Regions from separate parts of the Homo sapiens genome. Here all the other regions are linked to region 1. The links are chromatin loops, found by intact Hi-C in ENCODE. Cell type or tissue: A673. All regions are shown on one strand.

What was found. Peaks named below come from ENCODE experiments on the same cell type or tissue, not always from the same donor. Only the 100,000 strongest peaks of a DNase experiment are listed, where the experiment ranks them.
Region 2: it touches region 1 in a loop (5-fold over the local background); 18 of 110 quality-filtered maps call a loop at or near these places.
Region 3: it touches region 1 in a loop (2.4-fold over the local background); 11 of 110 quality-filtered maps call a loop at or near these places.

The regions. Positions count from the first base shown.
Region 1 is chr10:103,709,645-103,717,644 of GRCh38, forward strand. The region is part of intron 5 of SH3PXD2A (SH3 and PX domains 2A); the gene reads right to left. Among named protein-coding and RNA genes, the nearest start is that of SH3PXD2A-AS1, 33 kb to the right of the region's middle. In A673, CTCF peaks have their summits at 2,153 (motif pointing left) and 3,435; a DNase peak (open chromatin) is centred at 3,467; H3K27ac peaks cover 1,959 bases.
Region 2 is chr10:104,204,990-104,212,989 of GRCh38, forward strand. It overlaps CFAP43 (cilia and flagella associated protein 43), which reads right to left. Exons shown (of 38, transcript NM_025145.7): 5 at 7,018-7,168; 6 at 2,676-2,835; 7 at 974-1,041. Among named protein-coding and RNA genes, the nearest start is that of MIR609, 9.9 kb to the right of the region's middle. In A673, a CTCF peak has its summit at 4,809; a DNase peak (open chromatin) is centred at 4,812; H3K27me3 peaks cover 581 bases.
Region 3 is chr10:103,791,149-103,799,148 of GRCh38, forward strand. The region is part of intron 2 of SH3PXD2A (SH3 and PX domains 2A); the gene reads right to left. Among named protein-coding and RNA genes, the nearest start is that of SH3PXD2A-AS1, 48 kb to the left of the region's middle. In A673, no CTCF peak of the experiment used is centred here; DNase peaks (open chromatin) are centred at 4,693 and 4,923; H3K27ac peaks cover 7,273 bases.

The sequences.
Region 1 (8,000 bases):
AGCTTCATTGAGGGGTAGGATAGGTAAGAGGTTCTAGCCCATATTTGCCAGTTATTGGCGTTGCAAGTCACATGACCTCTCTGTGCTTCAGTGGCTTAATCTGCAAACTAGGGGGAAATGACAACTATACCCACTTCATAGGATGGATGCAAAAATTAGAGAATTAAAACATGTAGGCTGGCCGGGCAAGGTGGCTCATGCCTATAATCCCAGCACTTTGGGAAGCCAAGGTGGGTGGATCACCTGAGGTCAGGAGTTCGAGACCAGTGTGACCAACATGGCAAAACCTTGTCTCTACTAAAAATATGAGCATGGGGGTGGACACCTGTAATCCCAGCTACTTGGGAGGCTGAGGCAGGAGAGTCACTTGGACCCGGGAGGCGGAGGTTGCAGTGAGCTGAGATCATGCCACTGCACTCCAGCCTGGGTGACAGAGCAAGACTCCATCTCAAAAAAAAAAAAAGTCCTCTGGGCACAGTAGCTCACACCTGTAATCCCAGCACTTTGGGAGGCCAAGGTGGGTGGATCACCTGAGCTCGGGAGTTTGAGACCAGCCTGGGCAACATAGCAAAACCCTGCCTTTGCCAAAAATACAAAAAATTAGCTGGGCATCACCTGTAGTTGGGAGGCTGAGGCAGGAGAATCGCTTGAGCCTGGGAGGTGAAGGTTGCAGTGAGTCGAGATCGCACCATTGCACTCCAACCTGGGTGACAGAGTGAGACCCCATCTCAAAAAATAATAATAATTTAAAAAATGTAAATCGCTTAGAAGAATGTCATCACATGGTGAGATACAGTAATTGAGCTATTATTAGCTTTCTAGACCTCATAGTAACCCTATGCTGCCACTTCTATGGTCCCTATTTTACTCCTGGGGGAACATAAGGCCCACAGACAGTCATCCTCTCCATTTATTGCATTTACTGTGTCCATCCTTCAGCTAGCACGAGGGATATGGTAGATGCCTGGCAGTAATGTCCCGGCCCTCAGGGTGTGTGCAGCCTCTCAGGGAAGCCGGATGTTAAGGATTTAATTACCTCTGTGGTATATGCCACAAGTGAGACGTCCCAGTATTGGGGTGAGAGGTGGGGATGGCAGGCCCAGGTGTGGTGAGTAAGTGGTGAGTTTAGGTGGGGTTAAAAGATTGCCTGGGAGGCCAAGGCAGGAGGATGGCTTGAGTCCAGGAGTTCAAGACCAGCCTCAACAACATAGCAAGACCCAATGTCTACAAAAAATTTAAAAAATAGTGGGGCACGGTGGCATGTGCCAGTAGTCCTAGTTACTCGGGAGGCTGAGGCAGGAGGATTGCTTGAGCCCAGCAGTTTGAAGCTACAGTGAGCTGTGATGGTGCCACTGCACTCCAGGACTGGGAGAGAGACAGAGACCTTGTCTCTAAAAATAATAATAAAAAACGGTTGCCCCACCTGGCACATAGCTGGTGGGGGGCTGAACCAGGATCTGAAGTTACACCTGTGAGTCCAAGGCCACCTCCCTTAACAGCTCTGCCACCTTCCTTCCCAGGAGCATCCCAAGAGGGAAAAATGATTATAAAAAGCCAAGCTGATAATCAGCTCCTCATGCACTTTCTGCTAAACAGCTGAGCTGCCAGAACACCTGGAATTTCCCTGGGTAGAAAGTTGGGCATCATTGTGGTGCAGCCTCTTGGCCTGTTGCCTGCACCTACTGGCCTTCTAAGAAGTTTGGGGGGAAGTAAGCATTGCATTTGAGGTGGCCTTCCCACTGACCTGGGGCACGTAACTACCTGGGGTTGGGGATGAAGTTCAAAGTGAACACCCAGCTGGGCCACTGGAATCAATACGCAGGGAACGTGCCCACTGAGATGAACACCCTCCCCCTTCACCCTGGGCGCCAACTCAGTGGTTAGTCCACCTCAGAGCTGCACCGGGAGGGCCAGGCAGACCTCGTCCCCGGGCTACTGAGCAATCTGTGCAAGGGCAGCGTAGCAGCTGGAACTACCAGAGGGCCCAGAAATGACAGCAGCAGCAAGTGGGGCAGAGACTCAGTCCCTGGGAACAGGCATGTCCTCCCCTCACACAGGAGCAGAGGGAAGGGATACCAACAGGTCTCCAAAACCTGGAGTTTGGAAGAATATAAAATGTCCCTCTGGTGGCCAGGCATGGCAGCTCACACCTCTAATCCTGGCACGTTGGGAAGCCGAGGCGGGAGGATCGTTTGAAGCCAAGAATTTGCGACTAGCAGGGGCAACAGAGCCAGACCCCGTCTCTACAAAAAATAAAAATAAAAAAATTATCCTGCCATGGTGGTGTGTGCCTGCAGTCCCAGCTACTTGGGGGCTGAGGTGGCCTGGGACGTCAAGGCTGCAGTGAGCCACGATTGTGCCACTGAGCTCCAGCCTGGGCAATGGAGAGAAACCCTGTCTCAAAATTAAAAAAAAAAAAAGGAAAGAAAATAACCCCAAAACCTCCCTCTGGGATCTTTTAAGGGAGATGGAACTGCTCTAAAATTGGATTGTGGTGATGGTTGCACAACTGTAAAAGTATTAGTAATCAATGAATTAATTGTACACTTAAAACAAGTACATATTATAGCATGTAAATTATACCTCAGTAAAGCTGTCTGGGGGAAACTCTCCCTCTGGCTCTGACCACTGAGCCATGCTCCGGGCCACATGTCCTGGGTGGGGTTTTGCACGTAGCCATCTGCGTGCCCTCTGGACCCATGACCAAATGGGCCATTCATGAGAGAGGGTGTGGGAAGCCAAGGGCTCAGTCTGTGGTTTGGGAGCGGGAAACCTGGTTTTCTGAGTGCTTCTAGAACCGGTTTCCCTGTGTCTGTTCCATCAGAGGAGCCTGTACCAGCCAGGCAGCACCCCTCCTCAGAGGCCTGAACCCTCCTGGGATAGGAAGCCCCTCCTTGGAGCTCCTGAGGCTGGGGGAAGGGTCTCAACAGGCTGCCCTGGGGGGCCTGGACCAGACTTGGCAGTCTCAGCAAACCTTGTACCTTTTCAGGGATGTGGCCCAGCAGGAAACCTGGGTTCCCCTTAAAAGATCCCAAATGTGGCACATGCCTTCAACTCTACCTTCAGCCCCCGTGGTGACCATGGCAACCATGGCGTCCTGATGCAGTTATTCTGCCCTTCTGTCTGATGAAGGGTCCCATCCTGAAATTTGGAGCTAGTTGCCCCAGCCAAGGGTCAGGTGCTTCTCACTTCATCCTCAGCTCACCCCCGTGTGGGGTGTGGACTTGGAGCTGAAGGGCAATGGCATGAGTCCAGCCTCTGACACTTCCTAGCTGAGAGGTAAGTCAACCAGTCTCAGCCTAAGGTCCCTCATCTGCAGAAAGGAGCATGGGCCTCCCTGGATTGTACGGATGCTCAAACAAGATAAACCATGCTCAAGGGTCCAGCACGGCTTTAGTACAGCATCAGCCAGACGCTGGGAGCTGTAATATCCGATATGGCCATGGGGTGGAGCCAGATACACATGTATCTCATGAACCGAGGGCTTCAAAGTGACCCAAAGTTACAGACGTGCCCAAACTCCAACCACCCTCAAGATCCAACTTACAGAGCCTGTGAAGGGGAAGGAGTCACAAGGTCTCTGGATGCTTGTCCCTTTCATCTCGGACTATGTCTATGAATATCTCCCATTCCCACAGCCATCCAGCCCCTCTCTAGATCCTGACTGTTGCATGCTTGGACCACTGCAATAGCCAACTGGTTCTGCTAGGACCTCAGAATGTCAGAGCCAGGAGATAGCCCAGAGACCCCTAGGTTCTGCCCATTTACCTGATGCTGAAGTGTAGCGATTGTTAATGACTGCCTCAGGCCTATCTCTTCTTGGCCTAGCCCTAGCCAAAAATCCCTTACTCTCACGGAAGATGAAATTTCTTTCAATCCTTGAAACACAATCTCAGGGACTCCCTCTGGCCTGGATGCCCTCCTCTGCCACTCTCCTTGAGTAGTGAGCTCTTGCTTTAGTCTCAGCCTGAATGCCACCTCCTCAGGGAGGCCTTCCTGACCACCTCAGCAGGCTGGTTTGTTGCTGCGCAAGGCCCTGCACCTATTACAATCAGTTGTTCTTTTTCTGTCTTCCCCATTATCAGCAGCTGTTATAAGCCCTGTTTTATAGGCAAGGACATTGAGGTTTTGGGAGTTTAAATAATTCCCAGGCCACACAGCAGGTGGGGGAGGAGCCAGGGTTTGCCAGAGCCTATAATGGTCTGCTGCCTCCTGTGGAAGCAAGCCAGGCCCATGCCATGCTATCCTCCCCCTTAGACCACCAGGGCCCCGAGAGTGGGGACTGAGCTACTTCTGAAGTCCCGGGCCTCACATAGAGATGATCTAGAAACACTTGCATGAACACACGCCTCCCACAAGAATGCAACAGAGGAAGGCTGGTCCCAGTGGCCGAAGACCCAGGTTCTAGGTTCAGTTCTGCCTTAAACTCCCCATGGAGGGGTAACTACCCAGGGACTAGGAACATGGAGGGTAGTGATAACCACAGGGGAACCAAGACCCACCTTGAACACAACATAACAGCAAAGCAGGCCTCAGCGCTCTTCCAGGGCTTACCCCTTCCGCCAGAGGCTCCAAAGGGCTCTGTAGGCCTTCCTTGGGGGTAAGAGAGTGGGCACATGGGGGTCTTGAGGTTTCAGAGAACATAGAATGCACAAGCCCAAGAAATTAATGGGGGACCCAGTCTACCCCCACACACTCCTGCACCAGGATACCCTTCCCTGCCACCTTCCTCCCCACCCTGAAGAAAATCCTGTGCCAGGCCTGAAAACAGAGTCATCTTCTCTCCCTGGACATGGGCCTCCCAGGCGTGTGCGCTATGAGCTGGGCTGGACTGGGGGTGTTTGAATCTGCTTCCCTCCAGCTCGCCGACCCAGCATGACAGCTGAGCCTGCAGAAGTCCTTGTTCCCCACGGCCAATGCCCCTTTCAAGTGGGTTGGACACAGCTTCCTGTGGGCATTTTCCTGCCACCTGCCCACCCAGGTTGAAGGGGGCATGGCAGGGGATGGACAAGGTTTATTTATCTAACGTTCTGTTCCCTCCCTCAGCCTCCCACAGCTCCAAGGTCCAGCTGGCCCTCCTGCCCATCAACATAAAGAGGCTATTTGTGCAGCAGCCAGTGGCAGGGGGCTGCAAGGACAGTGTGGCCCACGTCCCTGGCCAGATGGGTGGTGGCAGGGCTTTACAGAGCACACAGAGCCATCTTGATGATAGGTGTCTGACCAGAATGCAGCCAGGCATGTGTGGGTGGACTTTCTACCCCAATCCCCCAGGAGAGACAGGGACTTGGGATGCCCTGGAGTTTCCAACAGCCTGCAGGGTGGTAGGGGCAGCCTCGCTCCACAGGCAGCACCAGCCCTGGCCAGGACTCCCAGAGCAGAGAGGGATGCGGTGAGATGCTCCTCTCCCAGCTCTCACCTTCAGCTCGGCCAACCCAATTCCATTCCCCCAGCCTTTTTGGGGTGGCTGCTCTGTACCCAGGCCTGGGCTAATGGAGGAAAGGAGAAGAAAAACAGAAAATCCCATTTCCTGAGCTTTTGTGATGGGTTAAGTACATAGGGGCATTTTCTACGCATTTGCTCCCTTGAACCTCACAATCATTTTGCCACATGTACCACGGGGGCCTTGCACAGATGGGGAAACAGACTGGAAGAGGAGAAGTGAGCCATTCAAGCTCACAGGCAGAGCTGGGTGTCCCCACAGTTGCCACTGCAGTTAATTTAACTCAATTCACAATTTCAGCTTTGACCCTTGAGGTGATTAGCCTACGCGGTCCCTGGCATACAGCTGGCACTCAGTAACTACCTGCAGAGTGAAGGGAGGCTGCTGTGGAGAGGTTCCAGGGCTCTGTCCACAACCTTCCATTTGCCTCCTAGGAAAAGGAAGGGAGTAGGAGGGTGTATGACTCAGTGCCCAGTTTGTGATCCACACGCATCATCCCAATTCATTCTCCCCAGTGCCGGAGCAGTGACTCCGGGTGACTTACAGAGAATGGAAGGCCACGCAGTCAACCCACAGCAATGCTGCTGGTGAGCAGGGAAGCCTGGACTCTAACTCAAGAGGCTGGCAGCCAGACATAAGCCGAGCAGTCGCCCTGCCTTCCCGAACAGGCCAGACCTGGCATTCGACTGGGATTGGGGATGTGGGGCTCCTGGAGGAGACACCCCACATTCTCAGTGCTATTCCAGCTGCACTGCCACACACACCACCTTGCCCCTCGTCTTCCTACGGGAACCCTGAAGCAGGGCTGGCAGAGTTCATCTGTCCTCCTGGGCTCTGCTTCTCCCAGGCAAATGGCAGCAACAACCTCTGTCCCCCTCACTGGACTCCCCACAATTTTACCATGCAGTCCAAGATGAAACAACCATCCCCAAAATATAAATGGGAGGGGAGGATGAGAAAGTCATGCAGAGGAGAGTGTTTTCTTGAGTCTGACCTCCTCCCACCCCAGGCCCCAAGCAGCATCTGCCTCTGCCCTGGCCCTCCTTCCCTGGCAGCCTCCCTCAGTGTCCTAAGCCAGCCCCTGCACCACCTTAACCAGCCCGGCCCAGTTCCCAAACCTGTGCTCTGGCTGGGGCAGGCCTCCCGCAGGATGGCCTCCCCTTTTGGCCTGCCCTGGGGTTCCCCGCAGGAGGCAGGGACACTGGGGGTGGACTCTGCCCCATGGGGAGTGTTGGGGGCCCCTGATGGGCAGGCTGAGGCAGGGATGGTTCTGGCCTGGCCTCAGTCCATCCTCCTCTCACCCCAGGTCCCTCGGAACATTGGGGCATTGTTCTACTGTACAACAGAGGGTGGCTCTGTGGCCCTGGGCTGAAGAACAGAAACCAGTTTAGCAGGGCTATCTGCTCCTCCCATGCAATGTCAAGAATTTAACCAGGATCATGGCTGGCTTCAGCAGGAAGAAACAAGCCGAAGGGATAAGCCCAGGGTGAGAGCAGGAAGTGGGAGGTGACTGTCTACCCACTGTGTGGGCCCACTATGTGTCCCATCGTGGGTAAGAGGTGGGCTGGTAAGGCCAGTGGGCTGGTAAGAGGCCCAAGAAGAAAGATACTAAGTGAGTGACAAGAGCAGGGCAGATCAGCTCAGCCCTGGCCTCAGTTTTCCCCTCTGTGATATGGGTGCACCAAAGGCATGTGTGCCCACCCTGCCCACAGGCTTGGACTGCCAGCAGTGGTCAAGAAGGCTGCAACCTCAGCCCTGAGGCTGCAAAGGCAGCCTTGCATCTCCAGAAGTGGAGAACGTGTGTATGTATGTGGAGGGAAGTGATGTGGGCCTGCTGCTGCTGTGCGCTTCCACCCGGGATGTCCCCATCCCACCATGATGGGGACAGCAAACACTGGCCTTGGCAGTGCTGACACCGTGCCAGGTTTGTTTGGCACTTTATGTGTGCTAAAGCATCATCCTCGCAACTGCCTTTGGAGGCAGCAACGATTCCCACTCTACAGATAAAGGAAACTGAGGCACACAAGGGCCTTGCAACTTGCCTGAGGCAAGTGGCAGAGCTGGTCTCTGACCCCTGGCCCCCTGACTCCGGAGAGGTTGAGAATCCTCCTGGCTCTGCTCCCCGAGGTGGGCAGTTCAATGTATAACTCTATTAAATAGCCTGGCTTTATTTTGGCACAGTTGGGCAATCACCCAACACTTACTAGGTGCCAGGTCCTGGGGGTCCAGAGATGTGGGTTCCTTGGTGGGGAGAGATCCATAAACAGATCCCAAGGCTGCCAGGTTGCCAGCTCTAGGGAGGGCTTTCTGGAGGAGGGGCCCAAGCTGAGTCTGGAGACAGAGTAGGATGCAGTTCCAGAGCGAGTGGGGAGGAGAGGAGGGTGCTCCTGGTGGAGGGAACCATGGGGCAGAGCATGGAGGCTGGCGACAAGCTAAGAAAAGAATGAGGGCGTGGCCACTGGGCCAGGAGGCTGCAGAGATGCAAAGGTGGATCCTGGGGCCCTACGGCCAGATCTTTCTCCCACCAGAACTGCATCCTCCTGGGAATCTACAGACAGAG
Region 2 (8,000 bases), 500 kb after region 1:
GGATCATGAGGTCAGGAGATCAAGACCATCCTGCATAACACGGTGAAACCCCGTCTCTACTAAAAATACAATAATTAGCAGGGCGTGGTGGTGTGCACCTGTAGTCCCAGCTACTCGGGAGGCTGAGGCAGGAGAATGGCGTGAACCCAGGAGTTGGAGCTTGCAGTGAGCCGAGATCGCGCCACTGTACTCCAGCCTGGGAGACAGAGCGAGACTCCGTCTCAAAAAAAAAAAAAAAAAAAAAAAGAAAAGAAAAGAAAAAGAAAAATATGGTCTGACCCCTTTTATTACTTACTGAGGCTGAGTTCTAATAAATGACAGCAAAGACTTTGGAGTTTGATACACCTATGTTCAAGCCCTAACTCTTCCAATTACTTGCTGGTGAACTCTGTGAGATTAGATTCCTTGTCTGTAAAAGGAGGATGTCAATAGTTTCTATTTGATAAGGTTGTTGTAAGGACCTATAAGATAATACAAGTAAAGTACTTAGCTTGGTGCCTGGCACAAAGCAAGCACCAAGTAAATGGAGGCTATTAATACTGATTCGAATATCAACAATAACATTATGATACATGTAAGTTAAATGGGCATTCACAAGAGTCTAAGCTGCAGCTTAGACAAAGGATTCCAAATTCGTGTCTGATAAGCTAATACATTAAGTGTAGAAATGAGCATGGAATTGGGTTACAGATATTAGGTATTTTTTCATTGCGGAAGGGCAATGGATTTTTAAATTCTATTTGTGTTTGTTTGCAGTAATATATGGTAGTTCATTATATCGTCCCCTCTATTTTGTATAGATTTGAAGCTATTCATAATAAATCCTTTTTAATAGTACCCAAAGAGGAAACCATTTTAATTAATAATGTGACAGATCTGACATCCTAAAATATGGCTCATAATAGTAAATGGCAACAAATGGGAATTGTGAATTTTCTTTAAACCAATTAATTTGAAAAAAAGAATACATTACAATTCCAGAAGCCAGCACGCCCTCCTTCTGATATACCAAGGTTACTGGACTGATAAAATTTCTTCTGTCTTCTGGAAAAGAAAAACAAGGTAAAGCAGGTGACGTAATTAAAAGTACAATGTAACAATGAATAATAAAAGCTACTTTTACTGATGTAAATCTTATAAGTTGTTTTTGAATTCTCTATCATCAGATCTATGTAACTAACATAGATGCTAGATTAGAGAGAGGAGCAAGGCTGGAGGGTATAGTAGGAGTAAAGGGAAGAGAGAAAGGGAGTTGGGAGGGAAGTGAAACCTCATGGCCTCAGTTTTACAGGGAAAGTGAGTCAGAGAATAGGAAAAAAGGCAGATGAGGGACAATGCAATGGGGAAAACTTGCTGGAGGGGGTGGTATTTGAGCTGGGCATTGGCAGATTCAGAGACAGTAAGTGCCAAGGGAATGGGCTAGAGGCATGTCTGTGAAATGGTGAAAATAAATGACTGGCTCAGAAAACTCATACCAGGGCATAGTTGGAAATAATATTAATGGAGTAGGTAGGATCAGATTAGGGAGAGCGTGAAATCAAGGCAGAGCAGTTCTTGAGCTGGGTGTTAAAAGTGGCCTTCAAAGAGGCAATTTGACAGAGATAAACTGCATAGATTGGGTCAGATGTAGATTAAGGTCAGTGAAGTCCATCCTAAAGTTGTTACAGAAATCAAGGTGTGAAATAGTAAGAGCAATTGAAATAGAGAGTGCTTTGGACAGGTTTGAGGAGCTTGTCTTGGCAAGGCCCCCTCCTCCCAGGGTCTACATCTACTGCTCAATGAGTGGACAGTGGCTCCTGTGGCCCAGGCCCAACCATGGCCACAGCTGATAGGGTCAGGAATAGACACTATATCTAGGGCAGAATAGATCAGGTTATCTTTCAAATTCTAGCTGAGCAATATGGCAGGGTGTGGTGGCTCCTGCCTGTAATCCCAGCACTTTGGGAGGCCAAGGCAGGCAGATCACTTGAGGTCAGGAGTTCAAGATCAGCCGGGCCAACATGACGAAACCCCATCTCTACTAAAAATACAAAAATTAGCCAGGCGTGGTAGTGTGTGCCTATAATTCCAGGTACCTGGGAGGCTGAGACACGAGATCGCTTGAACCCAGGAGGCGGAGGTTGCAGTGAGCCAAGATTGCACCACTGCATCCTAGCCTGGGTGACAGAATGAGACTCTGTCTAAAAAAAAACCAAAAAAACAACACCTCTAACCGAGCAATAGAAAGGTAATTTTCAAGATGGCTTTTGGGCTTAACAGATGATCAGCCTGGAGAAAAGGGTTGGGGTGGGGGCAGGAAAGGGTATGATTAGCAGACTAAGCAGAATGGGCATATGTATAGAAAAGGATACAGCACAGTAGCCAAGAACTTGGACTCTGAGGTATTATTGCCTGGGTTCAGGTGTCAGCTCCACAGTTTACGTGGACTGGGCCATGTTTCCTAACATATCTCTTCTGTATCGTGGAGATTAAGGTGTCTCTCCTCATAATGTTGTTCTGAGGATTACATGAAATATGCATATAAAGTGATGGTAGAATGCCAACAGCACAGTAACAGCCAGAGGATTAAGAAGAAGGAGGATTCAAAGATGTCTCCAAGAAAGAGAAAAATAGGGAAAACCAAAAAAACCAACACCCATGGCTATACAGGAATATGAAGTAGGACAGTTTCTTACCCAATGGCGATTCCTCTTCTATCTTATTAAGTACAGTCACTTGCAAGGTGTCTCCATTAATCATTAAAAGATGACCCTCTTCACAGCCAATGTACAAGTCACTTGTTGGAGTCCAGCAATGCATAGTCGGGTGAAGCAAAGGATATAGATCATCTTTCGGCTTCAGGGAGAGAATAAAACCTTGTGTTAAGAAAACAATCACGGCTAAAAGCCTGAGAAATACTCACCAGAACAACTGACAAAAAGGAACCATACTTAACCCCATAGACGCAGAAAACATAGGAACATTGAGCATTCATCATAATAATTTTTTTTAAGGACAGACTGACTTTAATTTATTATTTGTACCTTTCATGCCCTCATAGCCTTAGATAGTTAGAAAATAAATAGTTGGGTAACAATCTGGTCACCCAGTGGATCAAGAAAAAGGCAAACCACCTTTCCCACTCCAAAAAATTAAACTGCTGCTGAATAGTGACACTTCTGTGGTGTCTGATTGAGATTTGACTCATAAGGAAGAGAGTTATTCACCGTTATCACCATTATTGAAAAGTTTCCTGAGTTTTTTTTATGACATCTAACCTTAAACTATAAATCACAAAGACAGACTTAACTGAAATGACAATAGGATCAAAATCTTAAACAAAACAACAACAAAACACCATGTCTCTCATTTGCACAATACCAGTGAATCTGTGTGTATAAAACAAAATGTGAAGATTAAAATTTGAAATTTTCTGGCCTTGGTATGTTAAACTAGTATTGTATGTGGCTTTTTTTTCTTTAAGACAAACCTGGGCTTGTCTTCCTATTACTTTTTCATCAATAAATATATTTGATGACATTTAAAAATGAATGTGAGTATATGGATTATGTAAGCAGAAACAATAGTTTATAATTCTGAGATATTTAAAAATAAAGGGTACCAGTAGTGTTTAGAAATGTTTGTTGATAATATCATCTCCTTTTTCAGTCCTCTAGAATCAGAAATCATTTTGATCACATGATGACAAAACATGAAAAATTGCAGTCCAATTTAATCCTGCTTTAGAAAATGTAAAAATCCATATATATTTCAAAATATTTGAGTCTCTAAAAGAGATTCCTATTTAGCAACATCTGTTTGAAAAAATTAAAAAGGTAGATGGAAAATAGAAATTAGACACTTGAGATTAAGTTCATGATCTTGGATCCAATTTCTGCCCAGATAACATCTGCCTTTGATTTCCCCCATGCTACGACTTAAAACTGGATACATTTCTAACGCCCTAAATAAGTTGTGTAATGTGACTCAGGGCTATTTAAAGTCCTGTAATGTACCCTTCTGGCATTAGCTATGAATAGATAATGGGATTATTTGATGTTTGTAATTTTTTAAAAGTCCACAACTTATCCATTTTTAAGACCTTATACAGATCGAGTCATTATTGATTCCCTTGCCATTGGTACCCAGGTCACAAGAAATGACATTGAAGGAGGGAATAGAATCAAGACATTTGAGATCTATTTTTGGTTATGCTTTCACTCATTGTACAGACATTAATTAATGTTTTAAACATTTTCCTCACTTTATTTTGCTACAAAATGAAAAAGTAAACTACTGGGAAAATGTCTAACTTAAATACAAAATATATGGCTTTATTAATAATCCATGAATGATTTAGGGTTGTCAAACTATAATATTACATTTCTGCTTTCAGAAAAATTTAAAATACACTGAGTGCACAAGTCCTAGGAAATAAAGATGTCTGCCCAGACAATATATCCACATAGCAAAACTGCAGGCGTACCCCTTAAATTTATACAAATAAAAAAGGTTTTAAAATAAAGATGTCTATTATGAGCATTTTAAAATAATAACTCCACATTTGAGTATTTAAAGAAGGCATTTCATAGCATTTCTCAAATGACAAGGACAATTGCCTGAATTTTAAATGTTTTATGCAGAGTTCGTTATGTTTGTACAAAATGTGAAATATAAGGGCTCCTACACATATTTTCTGCCCAGAAAAACCCAATTTGAGAGAGTAGAAATTTAGGGGCTCTGGCACCAAATACTAAACATAGAAAAATTTGAGTTGCAAACCTTGATGGCTGATCTCTTTGTTCTTCCTTTGCTGCCCCACTGTGGCTGAATGCAGTTATATCTCCAAGGCTGAGACCTGTGCTATAAAAGGAACTACAGTATCCACAGGGGATGGGTTCCAGGACCCCCCACTGATACCAAAATCTGTGGATGCTCCAGTTCCTTACATAAAATGGCATAGTATTTCCATATAACCTACATACATCCCCCTGTAAATTTTTTCTTTATTTTTAATTATTTTATTTTATTTTTTCTCCCATATACTTTTAAGTCATCTCTAGGTTACTTATAATACCTAATACAATGTAAATGTTTTATAAATAGTTGTTATACTATATTGTTTAGGAAATAACGAGAAGAAATAAAAGTGTGTATATATTCAGTACAGATGCAACCATACAACTTTTTTCTGAATATTTTTGATCTGCAGTGGGTTGAATACACAGAAGTGGAACCCACGAATGCAGGAGATTGACTATAATCTCTTTCCATAATTTAAAAAGGTGAATCATTGACATTCATTAGAGGAAATATTAAGGGCATGTAACCCTTTCTCTTGCTTGCCACAGAGATTTTTGAATGAACTAATCTTCACACTGAATTATTTTTATTTTAGTTTAGCTTAGTTTAGTTTTTGAGACGGAGTCTCGCTGTCACCCAGGCTGGAGTGCAATGGTGCAATCTTGGCTCACTGCAACCTCCGCCTCCCGGCTTCAAGTGATTCTCCCACCTCAGCCTCCCGAGTAGCTGGGATTGCAGGCATCTGCCATCATGCCCAGCTAATTTTTAACACAAGGGTAAAGCATAGCAGGTTCAAGAGGGCCAAAAAAGTGGAGCTTCTCCCTTCATCCCAAAGGTCTTGCAGGTGCTGCCCTCTGTTCCCTGCCTGTCTCTTGAATAGCACCCCACACCTCACTTCCACTTCATTTATCATGCTCCAGCCATATGCATCTTTTCTCAGTTCCTTACACATACCAAGTTCTCTTTTTCCCTTAGGGCCTTGCACATGCAGGTCCTTCCACGTGAAACACTCTTTTTTTTTTTTTTTTTTTTTTTTTGAGACGGAGTCTCGCTCTGTCGCCCAGGCTGGAGTGCAGTGGCGTGATCTCGACTCACTGCAAGTTCTGCCTCCCGGGTTCTCACCATTCTCCTGCCTCAGCCTCCCAAGTAGCTGGGATTACAGGCGTCCGCCACCATGCCCGGCTAATTTTTTTGTATTTTTAGTAGAGACGGGGTTTCACTGTGTTAACCAGGATGATCTCGATCTCCTGACCTCGTGATCCACCCGTCTCGGCCTCCCAAAGGAAACACTCTTTATCCTGCTTGTAACATGAGTAATGCCTCCTTGTCCTTCAAATCTTAGCTTAAGTGTCATCTCCCCAGAGGCCTTCCTTAACCAGCCCATCCCATCCTTGCTGCCCTGTCTCCATTTATTCTGTTGTAATAATTACCACATTTTGTAATGATTCAATATATCATTGCAAAATGTGATAATTATTACAAAAGAACAATACTCTTTACTTTTGTTGTTGTAGTTCTGTCTCCCTGACAAGAATGTAAGCTCCATGAGAATTACATGGAGCCTGCTTGGCCACCATGCGAATCCCATTGCTTAAAACAGTGTCTGCTCCATAGAAGAAACTTGATAAATCTCTGTTGAATGAATGAATGAATGAATGGGTGTGTAACACCTGGCAAACTCCCTTTTGAAACTTTCTTCTGCTGTTTCCTACGGCCTTGTTCCTCCCTCCCGGGTTTGCTCCTACTTCTGTGACTGCGCCTTCTCAGAATTCCTTTCGCCCCTGAGTTCAGCAGTCAGCTGGCTCTGGCTCTCTTTTCTTCCCTTGCACCCTTTCTCTCTTTGCTCATCACATCCCCTCAGTGCTCCCACCGTCCTATCTGTGAGAATGACACTGACAGTCCCACCTCTCCTCCCTAACACTAGGTCCACTTTCCCAACTTCTGCCCAGCATCTCCACCTAGGTGTCTTCCCTGCACCCCAAATTGAGTATGCCCAAAATGGAAATCACACCTGGGCCCCCTGTCTCTGTTAGCAATGCCGTCATCATCCCAGTCATCCAAACTCAAAACTCCAGAGTCTTCATCTCTCACAGTCTCTGTGGCTAATCTATATTAAAAACCAAGATGATCCTCTGTATCCTGCATTTCTCAAGGGATGGTTATGCCAATCAAATGAGATCAGGCTTCCTAGACCTCAACCCATTAGGCAAACAGGAAGAGGTGCCAGGTAATTACCCGGAAAGTCTCTGCCTCTTTGCCTACCAGCCCGGCAATGGCTGACAGTGGCAGCACGGGACCATAGATGAGATCTTTCGGCAACGACTGGGGGAAAACGACATCCGTTTCATTAAAAAATGACCCATCTTCTAGAGGTAATTTCACCGACCTGTAGACAAAAGAGGCATCAGAACAATGAGATGAACAGAAACTTCTTATTGATGCAACCACTGCATATCAGTTTAAGTGAGGTGGGGAGGTATTATAACTTGCAAAAATCAAATAAGAAGATAAAAGCCAAATGATAGATTTAAAAATATATAACAGGTTGTAAAAAGACAAGTTACACAGTTTTAAATTAAGTACTGAGGGATTATAAAAATTTTTGAAAGTTAATATCTAAAGCAGGAGTTGTAAATTTGAATACTGGATGAGGGTCGGGCAGGTGATATGTGACTGGTGAGGACAGTGGAAAATGGGAAAATATTTGTCCCTCCTCAAGGTGGCAGGGACCACTCAGTTCAAGCCAAGAGGGTTGTTGACATGTGAGAATTTTGATTCCAAAATTTCAAGAGAATACTATAACCTGGATATTTATGAGAAATCTCTTAAACTTTAAATGTTGGCAACTAATTCAAATGAAAAACACTGTAGACTAAAATAAATATATATTTAAACATATATTCAGGCTGTATTCAGCTACTTTTATAATCTCTGATATTGAGTTCATTTTCAAATTTATCATATATCTACTTTTAATTTATAATATGGTTATAAAGGTTAATTTAGAGAATTTGTGGTTTCATGCATTAAATTCAAAACTTCCTTGCCTAGATTTTATAAATGATAAACAATTTTGAAAAACAATCACATAAAAACAGCACCTACTACTCAAATGTAAGGCTGAAGTGTGTTTGAATCCTGCTTGCTTTGTGAACTAGGACAATCCACTCGTTTTATCTCCCATTTTATTTGCTTACAGAAAAGTCACAACTCAGTAT
Region 3 (8,000 bases), 82 kb after region 1:
TTTCCCCAGTTTACAAAAGAGCTTCCCCCGCTGTATGAAAATCCCACATTGACCCCATGGAGAGGCTGGGGGTGCAGCAAAGGGCGGAGATGGCTTTTGATTTTCTACTGCACAAATGAGGGTCTGATCTGACAGGGCCTTGAGTCCATTAGGAATAGGATTTGGCCAAACACCCTGTGAACACCGTGAATACCCTGGGCCTGGATCAAATGCACACAACCATCCAAAATGAGGCTCACAGAGCGAGTCCTCAACTGTATAGGAAAGGTGTGATTTCCCACACAGACCCACAGCACGGTGCATATCTGACAACTCCCAGCGGCTTCAGTGTCACACAAGTTCCCCAGCTCTCTTGATGTCCACAGGCTCTGGCTGGGTGGAGAGTTCTCCTGAGGGCAGGCCCCGAGGCGGTGATTCTCAGGGCCTGAGCTCAGCCCTCTGGGTCTTATTTCCCTTTATGCATAGATGTGCAGAGACCTCTCCTAGATGCTCTATCCCCGCTGCCACCACCTTCCTTCCGTACCTCTCTCCATCTGCTTGGAACCAGGTCCCGAGTTGCTCTGGACCTGAGAGGCCCCCACAAGCACAGGGGTCTTCCTAAACCCACAAGGTTGGGAAACTGCACGAGAAGTTGCAAACTCCATCTGCTTAAAGGGGAAAAAAGATCAACCCAAACTTTTCCCAACACCCTCCAGCCGGACCCAGGTAACCCCAGGATTCAAACTCAATGGTAACTGGCTTTCCCATCCTGAGCCTGCCCAGAGGTGCCAGTTCACCCTGGTCTTCCTCTCCCAATATTCCACAACTCCCTCACCTGCTAACAGGATCTGCCAAAGGGGAACTCAGGAGAGGCAGGAGGAAGCTGGAGTTCATACTCAGGCCACAGGCACAAGTTGAAAGGGGCGCTGGAGCCCAGCCAGCTCCCAGGTGGAGCGGAGCCAGCCAGGGAATCCCCAAGAGCCGATGGAAGCCCCACAAGGCTCCCCTGGAACCCCTATGTGTTCCTTCAGGAATCAAAGATGCCTCTTTCCAGGAGCAAGGAAAAGCTGTCAACTAATAATTACTTTTTAAAAAACAATGTTTTCCTAACAGCATTGTTGGAAGGGAAATAGGTTTGTAGTTAAACTTTGAAGGTGAAAATCATTTATCTAGAAAACCTTTAACACTGCCTTCTGCCTCTCTTCCCTGGAGGCAGGCCGAGCTATTTGGTGAAAGTGATGTCTACATTAACGGGGCACAGGAAGAAACTTCTGTCTCTAGATGGAGTGGGGCTCTCTGGCTTTTTGGAGTTTTAAGCTTCTGAGGGCCTAATTGGTGACATTTCAGCTTACCTGTCTGGCGTCTCTGTGCCAGTCCTATCCTAAGGGCTTTCTTTATATGGACTGTGTCATTTTATTTTTCCTGTTACCCAGTGAGGCAGTTATTACTATACACCCATTATACAGATGAGAAATCAAGCACAGAGAGGTTAAATCACTCATCAAAGCTTAGACAGTAAGCGCTGGGGCTGGTCTTGAAACCCAAGTGCCCTGGCCCTGGAGCACATGCCCTTAGCCACTGTGCCCCAGCAACACACAACTCTGAGTACAGTTTCGTCATGACACAAGAACCCCCACCCAACTGCTTCCTGCCTCAATATGTAGTTTGCAGATTTTGAGTAATATCTGAATACAAGATTCCAGTTGGACAAGATAATTTGGACAGGTCCCTGGGGTTGGTTGTAATGGGATCTAACCAGTTTACATTCCACAGGAATGATCTAGAATGATGGTCCAGGAAATATGAGGTAATGTGATTTTTATAATGAGTTTCATGTCCTCCTTGTTAGACATGTTCTTATGTTTACTTTTTTCACCTGTGCTTTCTGTCCCATTATACCATAATGACCAGGAAAGACATATTTTATTTTTGACTTCCCACCAACCCTAGCTCCCCCAATAGGTGACTCTTTAACTATTCAATATTAATGTTGCAAATAATATATGAATGCATTCTCCTTTTCTAAAAGAGTAAAACATTAAGATAAGGTTCCCCCTTTATCAAGCCCTTCCTCCTACTGATATCCCTAACCCCCATCTAGAGATGAGTCGGATACCAATCTGGAGTACAGCCTTCTAGATTAAAAAACATTTACATTCATATGCTGGATATGTACCTGCAAAATATAAATCTTGTTCTTGGGTTTTTTTTTATATAATTATTATCATACTATAAGTACTGTTTTGAAACTTGCATTGTTTGTTCAGAATGTTTCTTGGAGATCCACCCATGGATCAGTCTCATTTGCTTTGACTGCTGTACTAAGTGCTGTGAGAATATCACAGTTGACTTAGCAACTCTGTATGGATGGTCTTTTAGGCTGTTTCCCATTTTTGCCATTGCAAACAACATGAGGCTGTCTGTGCCTGCCTGGGACCAGTGAATGACCTCAGTCAAGGCTGATGTTCTCCTCTGTCTAAGGCATGTGAGCATTCACAATGACCCATGCTCAGCACATTCTGGAGCTGGCACTGCCACACCAGGTGTGCTGGAGCTCTCTGCAATCCTTGGTACAAGATCATTCTTAGAACTTAGCAGGTTACCTCCCCAGGCTGTGGCCTCATCGCTTTAGTCTAGGGTCAGTAATCTCGAACAAATTCCCTCAATGATTAAAAGGCAGAGTGCCTGCGGAAGAGACATTTCCTCCTCTTTTCTGCTTTCAGGTTGGTTCTTGGCACACACTGGGATCACCCCAGGTTGATCTCAGCTGAGGCCTGCTTTGGATATTAAACCAAATGAAAGCTTATATAAATTTAATGAATAGAAAAATTAACACAGTTTGTTACCTGCAAAGTGAGGCACTTGGAATAAGAACTCCTCTAACTCTAAAAATGCAATGATCCCATAAAGCTCCGTAAGTGACATCAGTACACACCCACACCCATATACACATTCATTCCAAGGCTGGTTGTTAGTGATTCAGGAATTATAATTTTTCCACCCATCATGAGGTGGGCTGTTGGGGAGCTGGAAAGTGAGTGTGACCCCAGGGTGGGGTGCATGGGTGGAGAGTCTGGAGAGATGAATAAGGAATAGAGAGAAAAGCTTGTCAAAATAGGTTAAGTCCTTCAGAGCCAATGAGCAAACCTGAACAACCCTCTTAACTCTATCTTCCAAGCGGTGCAGGGGAAAATAAAGGGCCTCTCCCAGTTCTGATCAAATATTGACCCTGTGCACTCGCTGGCCAGAGTTCAGACTAAAGCAATAGCAGCATGGTGGAGTCGGTGTTTGCAGAGCAATTACTGTAGCCCAGCGCTTTGTAGGTCAGGTTGTGAAACAACCGTCCATGGAGCCAGGGCTTCAGAGAGTCTTCCGGCCCCTCCTCAGTGGGACCAGGAAGGAGCTGTGCAAGGAAATAGACAAAGGCTGGAAACGTGGTCCAGCCACCCGTGAGAAAGCAACTGAAAAGGGCATCTGCCGCCCCTCCTCCCACCTCAACTGCACCTCCAAGCAACCCAGGCCCTTAATCACCAAATGGGCCTCGACGTTAGGCCCTGTCCTGGTCAGCTTTCCCTGGGACAGGTCCTTTTCCTGGTCAGATAGGGCTGAGTGGTGAGTTATTTTTAGAAGAAACCAATTTCCACTTGGAGACTAAGAGCCTCACCTCTTCCCTGTTCTTAACTTCACATCTGAAAGGCTCTTAGAAGCCCTCTCGGGAACCTGACCTGGTTTCCAGAAGAAGTGTTTGGAATAGCCGCTGAGCTGAAAAGCCCTAAGGATGGGCAAACTGTGCAGGAGAATAATCTCCCTCTTCTTGCCAGGGCCCTAGAAGATTTCAGGGGGCAACTCAGGAAGGGGCTGGGAGGTGACAGATCACTGTAGGGTGGCCAGAAAGCCAGCTCAAGCCTGTTGTGTGTTCAAAGTTGTCTAAGCTACCAGTCTAATAGAATTTTCTGTGATAATAGAAATGTTCCATATCTGCCCAATACACAACCACTAGCCACGGCCGCCACTGAGTACTTGTGATCTAGCAAGTGCAACCAAGGAACTGAACATTTACTTTTATTTCATTTAATTTTTAAAATTTAATTTCAAAAATTTTTAATTAACTTTAATTTAAATAGCCACATGTGGCTAGTGGCCACCGCGTTGGACAGTACAGCTTTAAAGCCTCCGTACCTGGGGGTTCTAAGTGGGCAGCCCCTGCGTGTGAGTCTGGGTCTGAAGGCTCGTGGCAGGAGATATGGGGAGAGAAGAAGGTCTGGAGAAGAGCAGAGGGTGTTATCCTGGTGCTCATGGATGGATTTCAGGCAGGGTATGGATAACCAAAAAGGTTACTAGAATTACAGGTGCACATTCATGCACTTGTCTGGGGAGAGAGTCTTTGGCTTTCATTAGAAGCATAAAAGAGTCTCTCATCTCAAAAGTAAAATAAGATAAAATAACTCACTGATGTGTCAGATAAAACTTACTTCTTCAGGAAGCCTGCCCTGATCCCAGAGTATAAGGTTTCCCTATAATATGTCTATGGCACCTTCCTTTGTTACATCTGGAATGGTGTAAAACAATATTGTTTGTCTTTGTTTTTTAACTAAAATCTGTCTTCCCTCACTAAGCTGTGAGACCCATAAAGGCAGGAACCAGATCTGCTTTGGATCATCAATGTGTCCCAGAGCTGGCACACCGCCTGGATGTACAAGGCAGACACTTAATATTGGAAGGATGGGAAGAAGGAAAGAAGGAAGGGAGGGAGAGAGGGAGAGAGGGAGGGAGGAAAAGGAAGGAAGGAAGGAAGGAAGGAAGGCAGGAAGGAAGGAAGGAAGGAAGGAAACCAGAGACATATTTTACCCTGATAAGAATTCTCAAAAAACAACCAAATCCCCCCAAACTAGAGTGTGGGTGTTTGGCTATGTCACCCTAGGCTGCTGTCACTAATTAAGACCATATGGGGGCCGGGTGTGGTGGCTGATGCCTGTAATCCCAACACTTTGGAAGACCGAGGCGGAAGGATACTTGAGCCCAGGAGTTTGAGACCAGCCTGGGCAACACAGTGGGACCCTGTCTCTACAAAAAATAAAAAAAAAAATTAGCTAGTCATAGTGGCATGCATCTGTGATCCCAGCTACTTGGGAGGCTCAGGCTGGAAGATCTCTTGAACCTGGGAGGCTGAGGCTTCAGTGAGCCATGATCACACCACTGCACTCCAGCCTGGGCGACACAGCGAGACCCTGTCTCTAAAAACTAAATAAATAAAAGTAAAAAAAAAAAAAAAGAGAGAGAGAGAGACCATATGGGCATCTTCTTTGTTCCCTCTCCCAAGAATGCTCTTTCCTTCCTCTTCATCTCATAGCATGTTGCTTGTACCTCAATCTAGTATTTAGTTCATCTACAGTGGACTTAACTGTTTCCAAGTTTGCCTTCCTCACGAGATGTAGACTCCTGGCAGGAAGAGACCTTGTCCTTCTCAAAAGTGTGTTCCTCAGCCTGCGCCACTTCTGCTCTGTACAAAAGCTGCTGCCTGGGGGGCCTCAGCACAGGCCCATCCACTCTTACCCGGAGCCAGCCTGGACTCTCATCTTTCTACTTCCACCCTCGCCTCTCACACTCAGCCAGGCTGGGGCTCCCAGATTTAACAAGTGAAAATACAGGATGCATAATTAAATTTGAATTTCAGATAAACGACAAATAACGTTTTTTAGTGTAAGTATATGCCATGAAATGTTTGGAACATCTTTTTTTTTTTTTTTTTTTTGAGATAGGGTGTTACTCTGTTGCCCAGGCTGGAGTGCAGTGGCGCAATCACAGCTCACTGCAGCCTGGACCTCCCCGGCCTCAAGCAATTATCCCGCCTCAGCCTCCTGAGTAGCTGGAACTACAGGCACATGCCACCACACTCGGCTAATTTTTTTTATTTTTTGTAGAGACGGGATCTTGCCGCATTGCCCAGGCTGGTCTTGAACTACTGAACTCCAGCAATCCTCCCATCTTGGCCTCTCAAGGTGCTGGGATTACAGGCATGAACCACCACGCCCAGTGCCCACACTTATTCTTAAAAAAGCATTTGCTGTTTATCTGAAATGTAAATTTAATTGGACATCTCATATTTATCTGGCAACCCTAATCCAAGACCTCACAGGTAGCAGGTAAGCTGTGAGAGAAGAAGGTGGGTGGTGGGATGGGAAGGGGACGCTGAGATAAATGGCTCTGCTCTGCACGGTCCTAAGGCTTCAGAAAGCGTGGAATGAGCAGTTACCAGGTGATCGGTGGCGGGGGGAGGTTCTCTCCATCTCTCCCAACCCTCTGACTTTCCCCATTTCCGGTGAACAGCTCCTCAATGCACCATCAGAGTTCTAAGTACCCTGTCCTTAATGCCATGAGTCACCCCAAAGGGACAAGGAACCTTCTCCAAGGACAAGCCTCAGGCTCTTGGCTCCCTCCTGCTTGCTGTTCTCAGGGCTGGTGTGTGCCTGAGACTGTTCATTTCCAAGGATCTACATGCAGGGCTTCACATGCAGGGCAGTTAGGTCCAGGCAGGAGCTTTGAAGATAATAACCAGAGAAATGTTCTGCTTCAGATCTTAGAATCTGGGAGGGGGTGGGGAGTGTGGGGGTGAGGGGGTGGGGAAGGGCTGTGCTGATGTGGAAGCTACTGTGGAGAGAAATGGAAAAACCAAAGAGTGTGGGGTTTCTGTTCAGATGACAGAGCACCCTTCAAGTGCTTCCTGGCCTCATGGCTGCAGAGTGTGAAGGGCAGGGTGCAAGTGTCCATCTCCCTGTGTGCTCCCAGAGGGAGAAACAGAGGGTCCATGTGCTGTTCCGAATGAAACTGGATCTGTATGGCCCTCAACTCATGACCAGAGAGGGTCAGCGACCGCTTGGGATCGCTTTGCACGTGGTTCCCGGGCTGTGTGACACAGGTGGGAACCCGAGGCCGCCTCGTGGGTGCCTGGCCTTCGGGAACAAAGGAAAACATCTGAAGAGGGAGACATAAGGGAGGGGAAGTACGGGGAGACCCACGCTGGGGTGCAGGGAACCAACTTGTACAGGGGGGAACCAAGGGTCTATCAAAGGGGTCAAAGGGGTGTCCAGGCCTCCTGTTGTTATCTGAATAGACCCCCAAGTGCTGCCCAAGTAGTACCGGGTGTGAATGTATGCTTCACGACCTAAACTGGTTTAGCTCAGCAGTTCTTTTTGTTTTTTTGAGACAGGGTCTCACTCTGTCACCCAGGCTGGAGTGCAGTGGTGCAATCATAGCTCACTGCAGCCACGACCTGCTAGGCTCAAGTGATCGTCCCACCTCAGCCTCCTGAATAGCTGGAACTACAGGCACACCATCGCACCTCGCTAGTTCTTCACTGGGGGTCCACAGGGGGTCTGTGAACACTTGCCACTGCAAGTAAAATTGTATGTATCCACTCTTTTCCTGGGGAGAGGGCTTCCATCAGATTCACAGAGGGGTCTGTGGCCCCCAGGAGGCTTAGAACCACGAGTTGGTGAAACCCGGGGAGCAGCTCCTTGGAGGTGGGCCTGGTGAGCCTGGGACTCTCAGAGTCAGCCAAAAAGGAAAGGAGCAAAACATTTCTGAGAGCTGCCCCTGGGCCACACCCCAGCTCCCAGCGGGCTCCCACCCTGCCCCAGAGGACAGCTTCAGAGAGGAGCCTGAGGCCTACCTGGCTCTGAATACGCCGGCAGGGACTGGGCACAGGGAGCTCACCACAGAGTGACGCCAAGTGAGGGAAGCCACAAAGCAACATCAGTGAGTGGGTCTCCAGCCCCTAGACGCCCCCCAGCCATGCAGCCCAACATCCCTGCAACCTGCTAACACCAGGCAACTCACTAGGCAACTAAGTGTTGGGAGAAACGTGGATTCACTCATTCATTCCTCCTAACAACCCTACCGGGCAGGCAATTTGAACCTTCACACTACAGATGAGAAAAGCAAGCCTAGAGAAGTGAAGGAGCCTGTCCGGAGTTACGTGGTGACAGCCAGTAACCGGTCCCAGGGAATGTGCCCCCAGTGCC